2 separate regions of the Homo sapiens genome follow, and region 1 is linked to region 2. A link is a loop called in an ENCODE intact Hi-C map of the cell type or tissue named here. Cell type or tissue: dorsolateral prefrontal cortex. All regions are shown on one strand. Each heading gives the region's core, and the rest is flanking DNA. Links, peaks and the distances in the headings are about the cores only. Region 1 overlaps NEK1 (NIMA related kinase 1). Region 2 holds the start of SH3RF1 (SH3 domain containing ring finger 1).

The links. A loop is a pair of places that touch in the nucleus more often than their neighbours do. Peaks named below come from ENCODE experiments on the same cell type or tissue, not always from the same donor. Only the 100,000 strongest peaks of a DNase experiment are listed, where the experiment ranks them.
Region 1: a loop joins it to region 2, with 8 times the contacts of the local background. A loop is called at or near these places in 43 of 110 quality-filtered maps.

Annotation. Positions count from the first base shown.
Region 1 is chr4:169,482,054-169,491,735 of GRCh38, forward strand. The region is part of intron 23 of NEK1 (NIMA related kinase 1); the gene reads right to left. Among named protein-coding and RNA genes, the nearest start is that of NEK1, 130 kb to the right of the region's middle. In dorsolateral prefrontal cortex, for the core only: CTCF peaks have their summits at 2,627, 4,291 and 4,490; a DNase peak (open chromatin) is centred at 4,288; H3K27ac peaks cover 888 bases.
Region 2 is chr4:169,266,214-169,275,895 of GRCh38, forward strand. It overlaps SH3RF1 (SH3 domain containing ring finger 1), which reads right to left and starts at 4,743. Exons shown (of 12, transcript NM_020870.4): 1 at 4,646-4,743; 2 at 2,607-3,094. The coding sequence starts at 2,999. LOC105377529 (a long non-coding RNA gene) reads right to left here. Exons shown (of 3, transcript XR_939438.3): 3 at 9,051-9,104. RefSeq lists silencers at 3,964-4,183, 4,424-5,183, 5,224-5,373. In dorsolateral prefrontal cortex, for the core only: CTCF peaks have their summits at 4,861 (motif pointing right) and 5,099; DNase peaks (open chromatin) are centred at 4,098, 4,398, 4,808 and 5,478; H3K4me3 peaks cover 4,822 bases; H3K27ac peaks cover 4,292 bases.

The DNA of each region.
Region 1 (9,682 bases), core at 909-8,908, 220 kb after region 2:
ACTTTCATGTTATGGAGGTGGCTTCTTTCCTTAAACCTTATGAACCAATCTCTGCTAGCCAACAATTTTTCTTCTGTAGCTTCCTTATCTCTCCTAGTCTTCACGGAATTGAGGAGAGTTAGGGCCTTGCTCTGGATTAGGCTTTGGCCAAAGAGAATGTTGCGGCTGGTTTGATCTTCTATCTAGACCACTAAAGCTTTCTCCATATCAGCAAGAAGGCTGTTTTGCTTTCTTTCTTTCTTTTTTTTCTAAGAGATGGGGTCTTGCTCTGTCACCCAGGCTGGAGTGCAGATCCAGGCACAATAATAGCTCACTGCAACCTTGAAATCCTAGGCTCAAATGATCATTCTGCCTTAGCTTCTCAATGTGGTTGGGACTATAGGTGTGTGCCACCACATCCAGCTAATTTTTCTTTCTTTCTTTCTTTCTTTTTTTTTTTTTAGAGACAGGTTCTCACTATGTCATCCATGCTAGTCTCAAACTTCTGGCCTCAAGCAATTCTCGTGCCTCAGTCTCCCGAGTTGCTGAGACTACAGGCACCTGGCTGTTTCGCTTTCTTATCATGTGTGTTCACTGGAGTAGAACTTTTTTTTTTTCTGAGATGGAGTCTTGTACTGTCGCCCAGGCTGGAGTGCAATGGGGTGCAATGGCTCAGTGAAACCTCCGCCTCCCTCCTGGATTTACATGATTCTCCTGCCTCAGCCTCCTGAGTAGCTGGGATTACAGGCACACACCACCACGCTCAGCTAATTTTTTGTATTTTTAGTAGAGATGGGGTTCACTATGTTAGCCAGGCTGGTCTCAAACTCCTGATCTCATGATCCACCTGCCTCGGCCTCCCAACATGCTGGGATTACAGGCGTGAGCCACTGCACCTGGTCTGGGGTAGCACTTTTAATTTCCTTCAGGAACTTTTCCTTTGCATTCACAACTTGGATAACTGGCGCAAGAGGCTTAATTCTGTGCCTATCTCAGCTTTCAATATGCCTTCATCACCAAGCTTAATCTTGATTTCAGGTGACAGACATGCAACTCTTTTACTTGAATACTTAAGAGGCCACTGTAAGTCATTAAGTGGCCTAATTTCAATATTATTTTGTCTTAGGGAATAAGATCTGAGGAGTGAGACAGGGGAACTACCAGTCAGTGGAGCAATTAGAACACACACATTCATCAATTAAATTTCCCATCTTATATGGGTGAAGTCTGTGGTGCCTCAGAACAATTACAACAGTAATATCAAAGATATAATGACAATAATGAAAAAGTTTGAAATATGGCAAGAATTACAAAAATGTGACACAAAGACACAAAATGAGCAAAAGCTGTTGGGAAAATGACACTGATAGACTTGCTTGATGCAGGGTTGCCACAAACCTTCAATTTGTAAAAAATGCAGTATTTATGAAGCACAATAAAACAAAGTATGCCTGTATTTATTTTGTTCAAAAAAGGATGGAAACATTGCTTTAGTCCCATAGTTCAGTATTATTGAAAAAGTATACTGATATTTAAGATGTTACTACAAATAGGCCGGGCGCAGTGGCTCACACCTGTAATCCCAGCACTTTGGGAGGCCAAGGCGGGTGGATCACAAGGTCATGAGTTTGAGACCAGTCTGGCCATCATGGTGAAACCCTCTCTCTACTAAAAATACAAAAAATTGGCCGGGCATGGTGGTGTACACCTGTAGTCCCAAGTACTCGGGAGGCTGAGGCAGGAGAATCACTTGAACCCGTGAGGCAGAGGTTGCAGTGAGCCGAGACTGTGCCACTGCACTCCAGCCTGGGCGACAGAGTGAGACTCTGTCTCAAAAAAAAAAAAAAAAAAAGTTACTACAAATAACTTTTAAAAATATCTAGAGCTCACCTAACAGTATTATCACCTTGAAAGATTATATCTAAATATTTTGAAACTTTGTTTGTTTTAATTACTATAGTATATAAATTCAAATAAGGTTTCATACACTGAGAGAATAAAAACAAGCTCCAAAGTTGTTCTGAATAGTAGCAGTATTTTTAGAACAAATATGTTATTTCTCTAGATGATTACTTAAAAGAAATATACTTTGAATGAACACATTCTGCTATTTTTATTTAAATCAGTAATCACTTCTCTACCACATACTAGGATTACAGTTATGTGCCACCATGCCCAGCACATTTTTGTATTTTTAGTAGAAATGGGATTTCACATGTTGGCCAGGCTGGTCTCGAACTCCTGACCCCGTGATCTGCCTGCCTTGGCCTCCCAGAGTGCTGGGATTACAGGCGTGAGCCACCGCGTTTGGCCTGCTATTTCGATACATCAATCTGACACGATTTCTGTGAGAAGACAAATCCACAATATTTGACAAAAATTATCAATAAATTAAAATACATATTAATACCTATTAAGGCCAAGCACAGTTCTAGATAATGATATCCAAAATGAATTAGACACAATATTTTCTCTGAGGGGACTGTAAATTAGAAAAGAAAAAAGAACACATAAATCAATCAGTATGTTACAGAGAAAAAAATAAAGAGATAAGTACTAAACGATCTGGGGAAGAATGAAACAAAAAATATAGAAAGAACTAACTCTGTAAAGCCAAGAGGGGCACCAGTGAGAACAGCCTTCGCAGAGCAGCCAATGGTCAGCCATTCATTGTTCGGGAAGGCCATAAAACACAGATAAAGTAGGACAGTTGTACATTCAAATCCCAAAACACTCACCAGTCCTGTGATTTTTCATTGTTTTTATCCTCTCTGAACCTCACAGTTTTTCTCTAAAATAGAAATGCTGTACTCTTTGCCTCTCTGCTATAGGGATTGCATGAGATAATTTACGTAAAGTACACATCTGTGTACCTAATAAATAGTAGCAATTGTTATTTATTTGGTTTCCATTAAATAAGGTTATTTGGCTTAAACACTACAAGTCTGGTTTTAGTTCCTGATGAAATGTATTAAGTTTCAGAATGCAAGTTTCTCATCTTTAGAATGCAGACTAAAAACAAAAACCTCCTATCTTAACCATGATCAGAAATTAAAATTTGAGCATTGTGAGAGACAAATTTATTGGCACTTTTATAATAATGATCTTCAGCAGCCTTCAGTAAATGCTTATGTTCTATAATCAAATGCATACTGATCTCTCCTCTGAGTCAACTAAACCAAACAGATTAGAAGAACCTAAACAGACAAATTCAGACATGGAATCTAAATAAATGAACAAAGACAGATTACTAACTCTTACAATAACTTAAGAAGACAACTAAGTTACTGAAAATTTATGGGTGGTTCAGGATGACTACTGAAATGTGGCAACATCATTATAAGCTAATGTCATACACTTAAGTAACTTATTAGTACAGTTGAATTGGGCCTTCTGTATAAATATCATGGTGTATTATTTATAATCAGAACCTTAAAGCTTTTCAATATTAACTACATCTTGAGATAAAAGATGATAATGTACTTCTAATTATTGAAAGATAAACCATTACACTAAGCCTTTTATACGGAAAGTTGAGCAAATATGACATATCACAAAAATTAACTAAGCCAGGAAAACAATATAAAGTTTCATATAAGAGAAAAATATAAAAATTTGGAACAAAGAATGACCCAATTTTATTATACAATTGATCACCCAGCTAAATCTATAATATATATTTCATTCTAAACATACTTTTTCACTGGGTGCAATGGCTCACACCTATAATCCCAGCACTCAGGAGGCTGAGGCAGGAGGAGCACTTGAGCCCAGGAGTTTGAGACCCAGTTAATTTTCTTTTTTCTTGTAGAAATGGAGTCTCACCAGACCAGTGAGACTCCATTTGTACAACAAATAAGAACATTAGCTTATGTATGGTGACGTGTGCTAAGGGTCCCAGCTATAGACAGGCTGAGGCAGGAGGATCCCTTGAGCCCAGCAGGTCGAAATTGCAGAGAGCCATGTTCACACCACGGCACTCCAGCCTGAGTGACAGAGCAAGACCCTGTTTCAAAACAAAACAAAACAAACAAAGCACAGTCTTTCAAAGTTTAACCACAGTTTTAAATATAAAAATGTGCAAAAAAAAAGATAAAACATTGACCTGAAAGTTTCATAATTCAGTTTTAAAAGAAATGCTTTAGAAGCTTTTTTTTTCTTAGCCATTTTTCTCACAAGGTTCATAAATTTAAGGCTTTTCAACATTGCTTTTATTGTCACAAAAGGTTTTCAATTATCGCTGTAAAACTGTTTCTACTTCACGTGTCAATTTTGCCATGTGCTGAAAAATTAAGCAGCAGTGCCACCAAATGACGAAACTCAAAATTTCACCAAATAGTGAGGCGAGGCTTACAAACACATGAAACCACCAGTCTGCCTACTCTTGATGTCTGCCTACTCTTGATCAATAACAAACATATTTTCATCTTTATGCTGACTTATTAGTAAGGATTTAATGTATGCTAGGAAAGTATTAAATGACTTAGTTTCATATTTTGAATAGAGTAATTTCACACAGTTTTATACAGCCTAAAGATATATCATGGCCAAATCTTATCAAATTCATATTTAATGTCTCAAAACCTTATCTTTGAAGAACCAATAGTATAAAAGTATTTGTATTTGAATAAATTTTCTTAACTAGTATTGCCATAATGCTTTTATAAGAATATCTAAGAATAAGAACAAGGTAGCCAGAAGCAATGAGTGTGTACACCCTGTGGGGAGCCTTACAGGCGTGCATGGAAAGTCTAAAAATAAGACAAAGATGGAAACAGAAATACACAAGAATTTACATTCAAAATATTTTATCCAACCTAACCAAGACAGAATCTCCCTAATTCTATTTTTCACTGAATTTTAATTCTTAAAACATTGCTACCCTTTTAAAAAACTGAATCGATCTTCCTTACATACTTCATTCACAATATAGCATACGTGATGGCTGAAAACCTAACACTATATTACTTGGCCCTCCCAAAAAAAGGACCCATCATCACATATTGTTCTCCATATCTAAATCCCAATTGGTACTACAATTTTTATCATTAAATATGTCAAAGAGAAAATTTTATAAAATTAGGTATATACTGCCAAAGAATCACAATAGTTAAGGCAGTGATTTTTTTTTCCTTCACTTTTAAGTTCCAGGGTACATGTGCAGAATGTGCAGGCTTGTTATATAGGTAAATGTGTGCCATGGTGGTTTGCTGCACAGATCAACTCATCACCCAGGTATTAAGGCCAGCATCCGTTAGCTATTCTTCCTGATGCTCTCCCTTCCTCCACATCCCTCAAAAGCCCCAATGTGTGTTGTTCCCACCAATGTGTTCATGTATTCTCATCGTTCAGCTCCCACTTATAAGTGATACCATGAGGTGTTTGGTTTTCTGTTCCTGTGTTAGTCTGTTGAGAATAACAGCTTCCAGCTCCATCAATGTCCCTGCAAAGGACATGTTCTTGTTCCTTTCTGTGGCTGCATAGTATTCCATGGTGTATATGTACCGTGTTTTCTTTATCCAGTCTATCACTGATGGAAATCTGGGTTGATTCTATGTCTTTGCTATCGTGAATAGTGCTGCAATGAACATACGCATGCATGTATCTTTATAACAGAATGATTTATATATTTTGGGGTATATACCCAGTAATGGGATTGCTGGGTCAAATGGTGTACCTGCTTCTAGATCTTTGAGGAATCCCCACACTGTCTTCCAAAATGGCTAAACTAATTTACACTCCCACCAACAGTGTAAATGCATTCCTTTTTCTCTGTAACTTTGCCAGCATCTGTTGTTTCTTGATTTTTTAATAATTGCCATTCTGACTGATGTGATATGGTATTTCTCTGTGGTTCTGATTTGCATTTCTCTAATGATCAGAGATGTTGAGCTTTTTTTCATGTTTGTTGGCTGCATGCATGTCTTCTTTTTAAGAAGTGTCTGTTTATGTCCTTTGCCCATTTTTTAATGCGTAAAAATGGACATTTTTGTTTTTTTCTTGTAAATTTGTTTAAGTTCCTTGTAGACTCTGGATATTAGCTCTTTGTCAGATGGATAGATTGCAAAAATTTTCTCCCATTCTGTAGGTTGTCTGTTCACTCTGATGACAGTTTCTTTTGCTGTGCAAAAGCTCTTTAGTTAATTAGATCCCATTTGCCAATTTTTGCTTTTGTCGCTATTGCTTTTGGCATTTCATCATGAAATCTTTATTTGTGCCTGTGTCCTGAACGATACTGCCTAGATTTTCTTCTAGGATTTCTATAGTTTTGGGTTTTACATTTACATCTTTAATCCATCTTGCGTTAACTTTTGTATAAAGTTTAAGGAAGGGGGATCCAGTTTCAATTTTCTGCATATGACTAGCCAGTTCTCCCAGCACCATTTATTAAATAGGAAATCCTTTCCCTATTGCTTGTTTTTGTCAGGTTTTTCAAAGATCAGTTCCGTGTAGGTATGTGGTTTATTTCTGAGTTCTCTATTCTCTTCCATTGTTCTATGTGTCTATTTTTGTACCAGTACCATGCTGGTTTGGTTACAGGGCAGTGATTTTTATCCTTTGTTAGATTGAAAATATTATACTTTTGAGAATCCAAGGAAATATACGTGGTTTTACTGAAGAAAATGCACCAACATACATACTGCCAAACTTTACATTAATATTTTAGGGGGCTTAATAATGCTAGCTTCAATTCTGAATTCCATGTTAACCACTCCTGAGTAACGGTCAATGAGTAAAGATAGATATATGAACACTACCCCCCAATATAACATCTAGATTATGCTATATTAGACTTTCTATTGAAATAATAGTTAAATAACTTTAATCAATTTTTTTTTGTATATTAAGCTGGATCTAAATACTTACATTATGGATACTATTTTTCTATACAATTTAGATAGAGCAACATTAGAGAATATGCCCTTCATCTAGACGAGGAAATAAAGGCCACAAACATTAAGTCAATCTTCAAACAAGCTAATTAATTGGCAAGGCTGAGACCAAAATCAGGTATTCTGATTCCCAGTCTCATTTTTTTCCCACTATACCAGTGTGCATTAAATAAACAGATGTTTCCTGAACATTTCCTTATGCACAGCTCTGGAATATCATGAGACACAGAATTCCCAATGAATTTATTTGTGTTACTATTCACCAGGTACCATGCTGAGCATTTTACGTGGTAAATCAGTTAAGATTCTTTGGTTGAAGGCAATAGAAACTAACTATAGAGGGGCGGAGGGAGGGAGGGAAGGAGGCAGCTAGGTAGCCAGGCAGCCAGGCAAGGAGGGTGGTGACATCAGCAGGATGGCAAATTACAAATGCCTAATGCTCTACCCTCTGCCCCACAAAAAAGGACAAAAACAATGAATTGATAACTGCATTTTGACCAGAGTGACTTAAGAATGTCAGAGAATAGCAAGGGAGTGGCAGAAACCCTGTGAAGCACAGGCTAAGTATGGCCATATACAGAAGGGTGGAGTCATTGTTGTGCTATTCCCTTCCCCAATGCCTAAGTCACAGCTGTGCCCCACCATTCATGGGCCCTTGTTGCTGCTGTACCCAGCCTCACAAAGTCTGGTCCATTGCTATGTCCTGCCATGCCAGAGTCACCACTACAAGGAACCTCCTCTCCTGGTGTCCAAGTTGCCACTATGCCCTACTGGCTCCAGAAACTGAAGTGCAGTTATGCCCTGCTCCCTAGGGTCCAAGCCTCTAGAACATCTCTTCTTCTCCAGACCCATGCCAGTGCTGTGCCCTGACTCTCAGGATCAGAGTCACAGCTATATCCCTGCTACCTGGGCCCAAGCTACTGGGGAATGCCTTAGAGTCAGTCCCCACCTTTGTAGAACAGCTTCATCTACCCATACCTCAGAGAGTGAACTTGTACTCAAGTCACAAGTATCATAGTAATTCAGGAAGACAGTGGGCCCAGGACCCTAGCACCACTGTAGGCTGCTTGTGAGCTCTGCCAAATCTGACAACAAGAAGGATTTCCCCAACAAAGTCTCCCCACGGTACGATAAACAAGAGCAGGAGGACCCCCACTAAAGCCCTTGTCACTGAGAATCCTAATAACCTATGCTGCTACCACTGCTGTCACACACTCCTACAGTCATGGCTAAAGTACCTGCAGCCATTACTCAAATTGATTACAACTGAAGGAGCTGCATGGACACTACACTACCGTGCCTACCTGGAACCAGAGGCAGAACCTCTGCCCTTGAGCCACTGCACCACCACCCACAGAGCCAATGCACCCTGCTCAACTGACCCCCTAGCAATCATCTATAGGTAAAATCATCCCCTACAAAAGCAACTCTATAGATTTGGAAGAGGTCACTGATCCACTAGATGTGCAGTTATCAATGCAAGGACACAAGAAACATGAAAAAGCAGGAAAACATGACACCATCAAAGGAATAATTCTCCAGATAATGACCCCAAAGAAATGGAAATTTACAAATTACCTGATAGAGAAATCAAAGTAATGATCTTACGGAAACTCAGGGATATACAAGAGGATAGACAATTCAATGAAATCAGCAAAATAATCCATGATATGAATCACAAGCTCAATAAAGATATACATAACACAAAAAGAACCAAACAGAAATCTTGGGGCTGAAGAATTCAATGAATGAAATTGTTAAAAACTGAGAGCTTCAACAGCAGACTAGATCAAGCAGAGGAAACAATCTGTGAATTTGAAGATAGGTCTTTTGAAGTTGCCCAGATAGAGAAAAAGTGAAGAAAGCCTATAGGAATTATGGAACACCATGAAAGGAACAAATGTCACAGTATGAGCTCTAGAAAGAGAAGAGATGAGGCCGGGCATGGTGGCTCACGCCTGTAATCCCAGCACTTTGGGAGGCCAAGGCGGGAGGATCACGAGGTCAGGAGATCAAGACCATCCTGGCTAACATGGTGAAGCCCTGTCTCTACTAAAAATACAAAAAATTAGCCAGGTGTGGTGGCATGCGCCTGTAGTCCCAGCTACTTGGGAGGCTGAGGCAGGAGAATCGCTTGAACCCAGGAGGTGGAGGCTGCAGTGAGCCAAGATTACGTCACTGCACTCCAGCAACAGAGGAAGACTCCATCTCAAAAAAAAAAAAAAAAAAAAAAAAAAAGAGAGATGGAGAAAGGCACAGAAGGCTTTTTAAGTGAAGTACTTGCTGAACACTTCCCAAGTCTTGGGAGTGATATGGTCATCCATATCTACAGAAGTTGAAAACTAACAAACAGGTTCAATGCAAAGAGGTCCTCACCAAGGCACTTTATAATTTAAAACATTAAAAGTAAAAGACAAAGAATTTTAAAAGCAGAGGGAGAAGAGCATCAAGCAACATACAAGGGGCTCGCCATTAGACTATCAGCAGATTTCTCAGCAGAAATCTTGCAGGTCAGGAGAGAATGGGATAATATACTCAAGGTGCTAATTAAAAAAACCCTGCCAGCCAACAATACTATACTTAGAAAAGCTGTTTTTCAGAAATAAAATAGAAGTAAAGTCTTTCCCAGATAGACAGAAGCTAAGGGAATTCATCACCTCTAGAACTGATTTACAAGAAATGCTTAAGAGTTCTTCAACCAGAAACAAAAGAACAATAACTACTACCACAAGAACATATCAAAGTATAAAACTCACTGGTAGAGAGGTATTTATATATATTCAAATTCAGAATATTCCATTACTGCAACA
Region 2 (9,682 bases), core at 947-8,946:
ATACTTTGGCTAAACGCATGAGGAGGCCACATGGTCACAGCCTAACCAAACACAGAACATAACTAATAAACTGAAGCAACATTCCACGTTATCACTTTCAGCTTTGCACAACATATGGAAACAGGCTCACTGCACCACTTGGTTGTGTCAGAACACTTAAGGGAGGAGGATGCACATTTGGGATTTATTACAGTCACTCACCTAAGGGAAGCGTCCAAAGAAGTGCCTTACAATATCCATGTGGCTTCATGTTACAGAATTCTCACTCTTAAAAGGAGTCTTTTCTAGAAATGTATTGACCTTTCAGGTGTTTGAACTATATGTATGGCCCTGACTGTTCTGAATATTTGAAAGCAAAAGGTACTAGTAACTTACTGAGAAAGCTTTTTTTTAAAAAAGGGGGGTGGGGGGCAGGGGATGGGGGAGGGGTAGCAGGGGGAGGGGTCTTGCTATGTTGTCTAGGCTAGACTTGAACTCCTGGGCTCAAGTGATCCTCCGGCCCCAGCCTCTGGAGTAGCTAGGACTGAAGATGCAAGTAGCTAGGGGCTAGAGGCGAGTGCCACAGTACCTGGCTCGAAAAACTATTTTAAACTAGAAAAAAGGCTGTTCTTTTTCTAAGTATTGCATCAATTGCATCAACTCAGACTACTGAATAGGTTTGTTTTTGTCCTCCATCCTCCCCCAGCAAAGTAACAGACATATTTCCTGTTCCATCCACCTCAACTATTTTATCCCAGTTATAAGGCTCAAGTTTAGTTGAGTTTCTTGGCAAGTAATTTTTCTCATGCTAAAGAAGAAACATGAAGTAAATTAGGAAAAGCATATAAACCAGAAAAATAATACTAACATGATCAAAATCTCCAAATAATTTACCTATGAAGTTCAATTTTGGGAGCTTAGCAGTTCAGATAAATGAGAATTACATAGTCAATTTCCATGTTAGCAAGAAAACTTAAAATTCAAAAGACATTAAGTTGAGTGTTTGAGCCTCTCCTTAAATTCCTCTTTATCAGTGAACAAACATTCAATGCATTCCTCACAACAGGTAAGGCAGTGTCAACAACTAAGATACAGTATTCCAGGAAGCCATGCCTTCCCTAGTCTAATTAACAGGGAAACAAAACCTTTCCAAAGATGCAAATCTACACCTTTATTAAGCTAAACAGACCTACATCAGGTGTCTCAGAAATTATCAACTTGATCACTGGTTCTGGGATTAAAATATTCGAGTCCAAATAAGTAAACTCCATAAAATAAAGGAAATCTAAGAAAAGCACTGTAAGCAGATCAGTTTCACAACATGTGGGCTCCAAATAAGGAAAAGAAAACCTCCCTATCCCAGAGTTCTCACTATCTTTAAATAAATAAATATGTCAAAAGAAACCTGACAGCCTTAATGATGAAACTGTTTTCTGATCAGGTTTTCCAGTGATTAAAATGGTCTATATACTTAAATACTTCCTATCATTTACAAAAGATGAGCCTGAGAAAGTAGTAGGAAAACTATTCTGTTAAAACTGCCTGGTATCCACATCTGCGAATTATGGGAACTAATGCTATCCCAATGGGCAGTTCCTGTATTAAATGAAAGACATCACTTTTGAGTGCTTACTGAAGACATTTGAAAAAAATATTCTCATCTAGATTAATTGTTCTTTAAAAGCAGATTTTACCAGTTTGGCCAATAATTTAGAATTCCTTCTTCTTACAAAAATGAAGTTGTTTTAATTACTGATGCTCTTGACTACTTTTTATTTTTGCAAAAATGAGAAAGCACATTTTATCAGGAATCCATCACCTGCAACATAATTTATATTTATTAGAAATACCTATATTTCTAATAAATACAGATTATTTATATATATTTCTAATAAATACAGAAATTTTGTGTGACAGTTGTGGTAGCTGTCCAAATAATTAGCTTCATCTAAAATTATTTCAGCCCAAACTCAAATCCCAAGAAAAATCATTTCGATGGAAATACTTCATTTCATTCACTATAAAGCCCAACATAAAGCTAGATGTTTTAGTGTAGTCCTAAGTGACATTTTGTTGCTACAGCAACGAAACTCTGCTACCTGTAGCCATGATTTGTTAAGAATTCCACCAACGAGTAAATTCTGTGCTGTGTATTCATAAAACCAATAGAATGATTCTAAGCAACATAAAAATTAAGGCTTGATTTCCTATTTATGATTTACCCACACACATACTTACAACATATATACTACATATGTACTACATACATGTAATTATGACTCTGAGCCCCATCAAAATGATAAAATACCAAATTTCCATTTTAAAATGGGCACAGAACAAAAGCTGGTTTAGATTTCATTCACTAATTGCTACTTGTTTCCCAAAATTTATCTTAAAAGATAACAGAGACTATCTAGAGATAATTTTCAAAACAATAAAATTTATTATTTATATCCAATCTCATTCCAAGATGGGGGAAAAAAATATTCAGAGGTATAATCTATCTGTTCCAGTATGTATGGTTTCCTAAGCAATGAGTTGACTTCGAAAACACCAAGCTAAAGAATAAAGAAAAAATGTGGACATTACCACCTTTATTCACCAAACTACCTCTGTAGGCTACTTACCCTCACTGGGGGGCTCCAGGATTGCACCCGAGGCTGCTGTCCGCCCTGGGAGCTCTGCAGATCTTTTGAGCTACAATTAGCCACAGTGCTGCTCTGAGACCTTAATGCATTTGTGCAGTTGGTCCCACTTCCCCCACCAGGACCAGGTTTCCAAGGCCTCTGTTTGATGCCATCCAGAAGTCTGACCAGCAAGATGTTACTGGGAAGCTCCTCGACACCCGAGCCAACAAGAGTCCTGCACTCGGGACATCTGAGTTCATTTCGAGAACCTACGATCCCCAGCAAACATCGCTTGCAAAACGTATGCTGGCAAGGCAAGACCTTCGCAGAAGCATCAAGGCGCTCTAGACACACCGGACACTCCAAAAGATCCAACAAGGCTGATTCATCCATCTTTATCTACTTTACTGAGAAAAAATCTTCAGAAATGTTCATAGTTGTGTGCATCCCTTAAAATGACTCATGTAACATCCATTTCAGACTTTGCTCTAGAGTCATGGGGAAAAGGGGGAAAAGAGAACATGAGTGTTGTTATCTAGGGAAAAAGTTCAAAGGAGCCAAGAATCAAAAAGTACCCAAAAGTACACTATTCCCTGTCTGAATAGTGTAGCTTTGCTTTGGAATGTGGGTTCCTAAACTCCAAAGTCAACAACTGAAAACAAAACAGGCTTTCTAAACAACGCAAAATTAACCCCTAAAGATATCTAGGGATTCACTGGGCAAACACAAGGCACAGAGTATTACATAATTCCCGCAGAAGGATTTATGAAGTGCAATAAGGAACATAATTTCTTAAGCTCTGAAAGTGGTATCAGCTGCCTTAATAAAGTCTTCAACTCATAGGAGAAGCTGACAGAGGCCATTGAAAGTTTCCTCTACCTGAAATTTACTTTTATATCCAACTAAATTCCCTTTTTTAAGCCACTTTAGCGTTTAAGAAACCATGCCTCATGTAATCGCTCGTGGTAAATGATCCCAATATTAAATACATATGTTTCTTCGCTGTTATTAAAAATAGAACTGTTTAATTTTGCCCAACCAAAAAGAGCTGAAGGTTGACAATTCTAAAAGACACAGATTTGCTTGAAAGCAGCTAAAACAGAAAAGCGCCCTTCAGGGCAGTAGTTGATAAACTCTGAAACACATTTCTGAACGGCCTGTCCTAATCCCATTCAGAAAAGCTGGCAAAATTATCACCAAAAGAATTCGACAATGGAAGGTTGGACTGGAAACTGTGGGCATATGAAAATGAGGCCATTCAGGAAAAAGCAAGCCACTTACTGCGCCGCTCTCCCCCCACCGCCAAAATAAATGTAAAAGTGAATGCCCAGGAGAACGGGAGTAAAAAGATTTGGCTGGGAGCATTAACAGCTGTTCTTGACAAAGCCGGAGCGGGGGAGCCCCAGGGCTGCACCCCCGCTCCCACGGCGCCAAGCACAGGTACTCCCAAGCCCGCAGGGAGGCGCGGCGGCCGCTCGCCGCAGACACACCCCGGGGCCAGGTGTCGGCGGCACCCGGCAGGAGCCGGTCGCGGCCTGGGGCTGCGGCCCGGCCGGTCCCGGCGTGGGGATCTCACCCTACAGCCTCCCTCATCTCCGCCTCCCTTTAGCTCAGGCCGGGGACACAAATCCCTCTACACGACTGCGGGAAGTTTTCAAGGACTTAAAAATAAATGCGCAGGCTTAAGTTGCGAAACTCAGCCCCACAGAGTGCCACGGGGAAGCAGCTTTCTAGCCCAGCCAAGATAAGGCGACAGTCCCCAGAGAGACCGCGCCATCCGGGAAGCAGGGGGTGCTGGGCTGCGCCCGGGGAGACCGCGGCACGGAGCCCTGGCAGCTTCCTGCCCGGAGAAGGCAGAGGCCGCGGGCTGCTCCGCTTCCGCAGGTCCTGATTCCCGGCCCACGGGGACCCGAGGGCGAGGGGAGAGAGAGACCGACCCAGGGCGGGGATGGGGGAATGTCGAGACCACCGCCTTCTCCGCGGCTAGGGGTCCGCCGACGCTGGGTCCCCGTCGACCCCGCGCCGGCCGCGCGCCCTACCTCGCGCCTCGGCTCCTCCTCTTTGTTCGCGGCCCCGCAGCGGCTGCGGCGGCTGATGCAGATGCGGCCCCACCGCGCTCGCCGCTCGCAGTGTCTCTGACGCCGCGGCGGCACCGGGAGACTCCTCTCTGCTGCCCCCCTCACGCGCGCACACACACCACGCCGCCGCCGCCGCCTCCCACTTTCCCAGCCAAGGAGGGCGGAGGAAGAGGAGGAGGAGGCCGGGACGCAGCCGGCGCCCGGGGCGCAAGGGGGCGGCCCCGCGCCACAGCGCCTTCCCCGGGAGCGGGCGCGGCACCTCTCGGAGCCACCCGCCGCCGCGCCGGCCTCCCGCGCTGAGGTGACCTGCGCCCAGTACCCCGCCGGAGCCCGGGGGCGGGATTGGGGCGGCGGCCTGAGGGGGCGCTGCAAGAGCCTAGAGGATGGGGAGCGGGGCCCCCAGGGGACTACGAGGGGAAGGCTCGGGGACGGACGCCTTCTCCCTGAGGAGAACGCGCCTGAAAAATGGAGCCACCGGACGGGAAGGCGGCGGGAGTGGAGGCTGGGGGAAGCAGGAAGAAGCCCCGGGACAGGGTCCCGCCGCCTCCTCCTCCCCCCGGCGGGGCTGGGAGCCCTGGACGGACCCTTCCTCCCCAGGCTGGGCGAGTCGCGGCGCGGGAGGGGCTGGGTCCGCGGAGGCGGCGGGAGCAGCCCTGGCGGGAACCGATCCCGCTGCGCTTTGCGTCTGGTTGCCCACCCCGGACACTTACTTGGTAGAGTCGGAGCGAAGTGTTGCCCCTTAGGGCCGAGAGCGGCGTGGTGAATCGATGGGGACAGTGCCGCGGCCACCTGTCCGCACCCAGCCATCAGTCACCCCAGGACCCAAACCGGAGCAAGCCTGGAGGACCGCTGACCCCAAAGCCCAAGACTAGGAAAACGGTAGTACGGACTTCCAACCCAGGCTCGGGGGCTCTGTTATCCCTGCCCTAAGTGGGGAGAATTGAGTCTGACCTCAGGTGGGCTGGCACCGCAAAGCACGCTGAGAGGCGCCTCTTTTATCTGAGCCTGGGTGGCTGCCATCATCGCAGTAATCTTTGTTTTGGTTGCCCCAAGCACACACCTGTAAACCGAAGTGGAGTTTTGAAAAACATCTTGTCCATAGGTTTTGAGGTTTTTCAGTCTCGATTTAGTGGAGAAGCAAGTTAAAATTTTGTCACTGATCTAAAGTTGACATTACTATATTTGCATTTACCATCAATTTACAAAAAGTTATCCCAAATACCCCTCCTCAAAGGTGGGCAGAAACTAGGTGGTTATAAGAAGAAAGGGTTACAACAGATGATGCAAGAAATCTCTGCCCAGCCACCAACTAGGTTTATGATTTGACGAGGAGTCTCAGTTTATCCTCTAGTCTCCAGCTAGGGCCACAGCTAAACCATTCAAGACATAAGGATCACATAAGCCTGAAAAAATTATGACAGCTAACAATGATCACTCACTGTAAATCAGGCACTGTGCTGAACATTTTTCATGCATCAGTTCAATTCTCTCAGCAACCCTCTATGTCATCTTTTCTCAGCCTTGTTCTAAATAGATTCATATGCTGAGAGTCATAATGTATGAAAACCAAAAATAATAGCCCACTTCCCCTTCCATTAGAAGTGAGCAAATACATGGGCATTTGAGCTGAGAAAGACGACGGAAGGAATGAATGGAATGGAGAATTTCTAGTCCAGTTTGCAAACTGAAAGTTACTACTTAGTTCTGCATGTGGAACTGGGCAGATAGATGAAGATGAGGCTGACCAGAAGATTACAGTCAATAAACAGATAGGGATTATTTGCAGTTATTAAAACTGAAGCTCAAATAGGTTAACTTTCCCCTGGTCACACAGTAAGTAATGTTGAACCAAGACTCAGTCCCAGCTCTCTGGATTCCAAGTCCAGTTCTCTTTGCACCATTCCAAGGCCCTGTCTTTTGCACAGGACCGTCATATCCCCACCCTAGGCAAAGCAAAGCAGTGTGTCTCTTCCCAAGGGAAAGAAGAAACTGTTAATCATGTAATTACTCGAAAGCAAGGGACAGTTTTTATTGTGTTCTTATTTTGGTTTCCTATGTATTTTTAGAGAGCAGCACACAAGGTCATAGATAGAATGGTGCAGCTCTTGAAACTCCTGGCAAAAGAAAATCAATAGTCACACCCATTTTCTTTTCTTTTCTTTTTTTTTTTTTTTTTGAGACGGAGTTTCACTCTTATTGCCCAGGCTGGCACCCACCACACCCAGCTAATTTTGTATTTTTAGTAGAGACGGGGTTTCTCTATGTTGGTCAGGCTGGTCTCGAACTCCTGTGACCTCAGGTGATCTGCCCGCCTCAGCTTCCCAAAGTGCTGGGATTACAGGCGTGAGCCACGGCGCCTGGCCACACCCGTTTTCAAAGAACTGAAGACAGTGTGTCCCAAGACTGCAGTGGTCGAAGAATCTGGCATACATCTCATGAATATTATCTGGGATGTGGCTGCAGTTCTTTGAATGCCCCTGGTGCATGTTCTATAGTTTTTAGAACACAACACTTTTATTAGCTTTAGTTACTCCAGCTGTAAAGTGAAGTTTTAGGCAAGTTACTTTAACCTCCTGAGCCATTTTCTGTCAAATGGTTGAAAAAAAAAATATCTTTCTCAGAGTGTTGTGGGATGACTAGATGAGACAACATGCTGGTTCTTTGTAATCTGTATATCTCTATTAAAGTCAGATAGCATCATTATCATAATCTGCCAAGAATCACCCAGGCAGTTATTCTGGGCAAAGTCCTTTCTTCCCAGGGTCTTAAAAAAGTTTGGGATAGGCCAGGCACGGTCACTCACACCTGTAATCCCAGCACTTTGGGAGGCCGAGGCAGGTGGATCACCTGAGGTCAGGAGTTCAAGACCAGCCTGGCCAACATGGTGAAAACCTGTCTCTAGTAAGAATACAAAAAAAAAAAAAAAAAAAAAAAAATTAGCCAAGCATGGTGGCAGTCACCTGGAATCACAACTACTTGGGAGGCTGAGGCAGGAGAATTGCTTGAACCTGGGAAGTGGAGGTTGCAGTGAGCCGAGATTGCGCCACTGCACTCCAGTCTGGGTGACAAAGCAAGACTCTGTCTCAAATAAATAAATAAGTTTGGTATAATTCTAGTAATTGCAAAGTCCTGTCAATAATATAGGGAAAGGGGCAGTTGGGGAAGAGAAGCATGTTCATCTTTTCATGTCTGGGAACTGAACATGAAGGAAGGAATGTAAGCATGTTGTGCTTAAGATCCCTGTGACTTTGAGTAGAACCATGAAAAACATAAAACACACCCTGTGACATAATAATGATAGCTTGCGTTTACACAGTTCTTATCCTCCCAAGACTTCAAAGGACTTTCATATATATTATCTCATCTGTCTTCTCAGCATCCCTCAGAAGCGGTAAAGACAGATATGATTATTTCCATGTAGACGGGAAACAACAAGATGTAGATAAGTTATTGCTCTAAGTGGTGACAAAAATCAGATACTTAAATATCCAATCCAGAGCACTCTTTGGTAAACTTTGGTACTATGCTTTCACACGGATATATATACATGTGTCTGATTATCATTTTCCTTCAAACCTTGTTTCTTCTCCAGTTGCCATGATATTGGTAAATGATAGCACTCTTCATTCAGTTGTTCAAACTAGAAACCTAGGGGTCATCTTTGATTTCCCTTTTCCTCTCCATCAATTCTGCTAGCTTCTCCCAAAATATATTTCAATTTATACCCACTTTCCTTTGCCTCCAGTGCAAGTTTATTTAAGCCACCATCACCCTTTGTCTCTGTCCGTCCTAAACCAGCCTCTCTGTTTCCACTCTTGTCCCCATAATCTCGCCCAGAATGTAGTAACATTCAGAGTGAGCAACAAAAAATGCATAACATATCAGTTACTACATTGCTCCAAACTCATCAATTACTTCCCATCATGCCTGAAATTTAGAGTCAAACATAGTCTTTGTCTTACAAGACTCACTGCCACTTGGACCCTGCACCACTGCATCCCAGCATAGTACTCTTTCTGTCTTCTTTGCAGCACTTTTTGTGGTCTAATTTTTTTGATTCCTTATTTATTGCCTATCTTCTTTACCTGAATATAAGTTCCCTGAAGTCAGTGACTGGGTCTGTCTTCTTTACCATTACGTCCTTCACAGCCAACACATAGTGGGTTCCAGTAACTAATTCTCAAATAAGGAGTTAATCAAGTATACAGTTACATTTCTTGCTATCCTAAATCTACATAGATATTTAGTACCTCACTGCCCTACAGATGGGAAATCAGGCAAGCAATGTTCCAAGTTCCATTGAGAGTCTTTCTTATAAACTATCAATCAGTAAGTTTGATGTAGAAGATGAGGACACATGATTCTTGATTCTTCCTCTTATGTTTCACAGTTAAGCTGCAGAAACAGCTTAACACCAGCTCTGTAACACAGAACATAAACGCAATGCCAGTTTATCTTTATTCAAGGTCTTAGTTAATGACGTCACCATCCCCTCAGTTCCCCAGGCAAGCAAGAAAATGCAGATTATCTTCAGCTTCCCCTTCCCCCCCTGATCCCTCCCCCTCCTACCATCCAGATGGATGATCCAGAGAGCATCAGAAGTGCTTCTTACATCTCTCTTTTCCTCCCAATCCTTATTTCAGTCCTGCCTATCTCCTACTTGGACAATAAGTATCTGCTTCCATTTCTCTCTAGTGTACCTGATTATGGAGAGAGCTTTGGAGTCAACGTTTCTACAACCTACTAACTGGGTGACCTTGGGCAAGTTTCCAGTCTTCTGTGCCTGAGTTCCCCCTGTAAAATAGGTATAACAATACTACCTACCACAGAGTTTTTGTGGTGATTTTATATACATTAATAAAAATGAAATGCTTAAAACTATGCCTGACACATGGTAAGTGCTTAATTAATGACAGTATTATTTTTATAGATCCACTACCTAACTGAATGACTTTGCAAATTTCTTTAATTTTTTTGAGTTTCAACTTCCTTATCTAT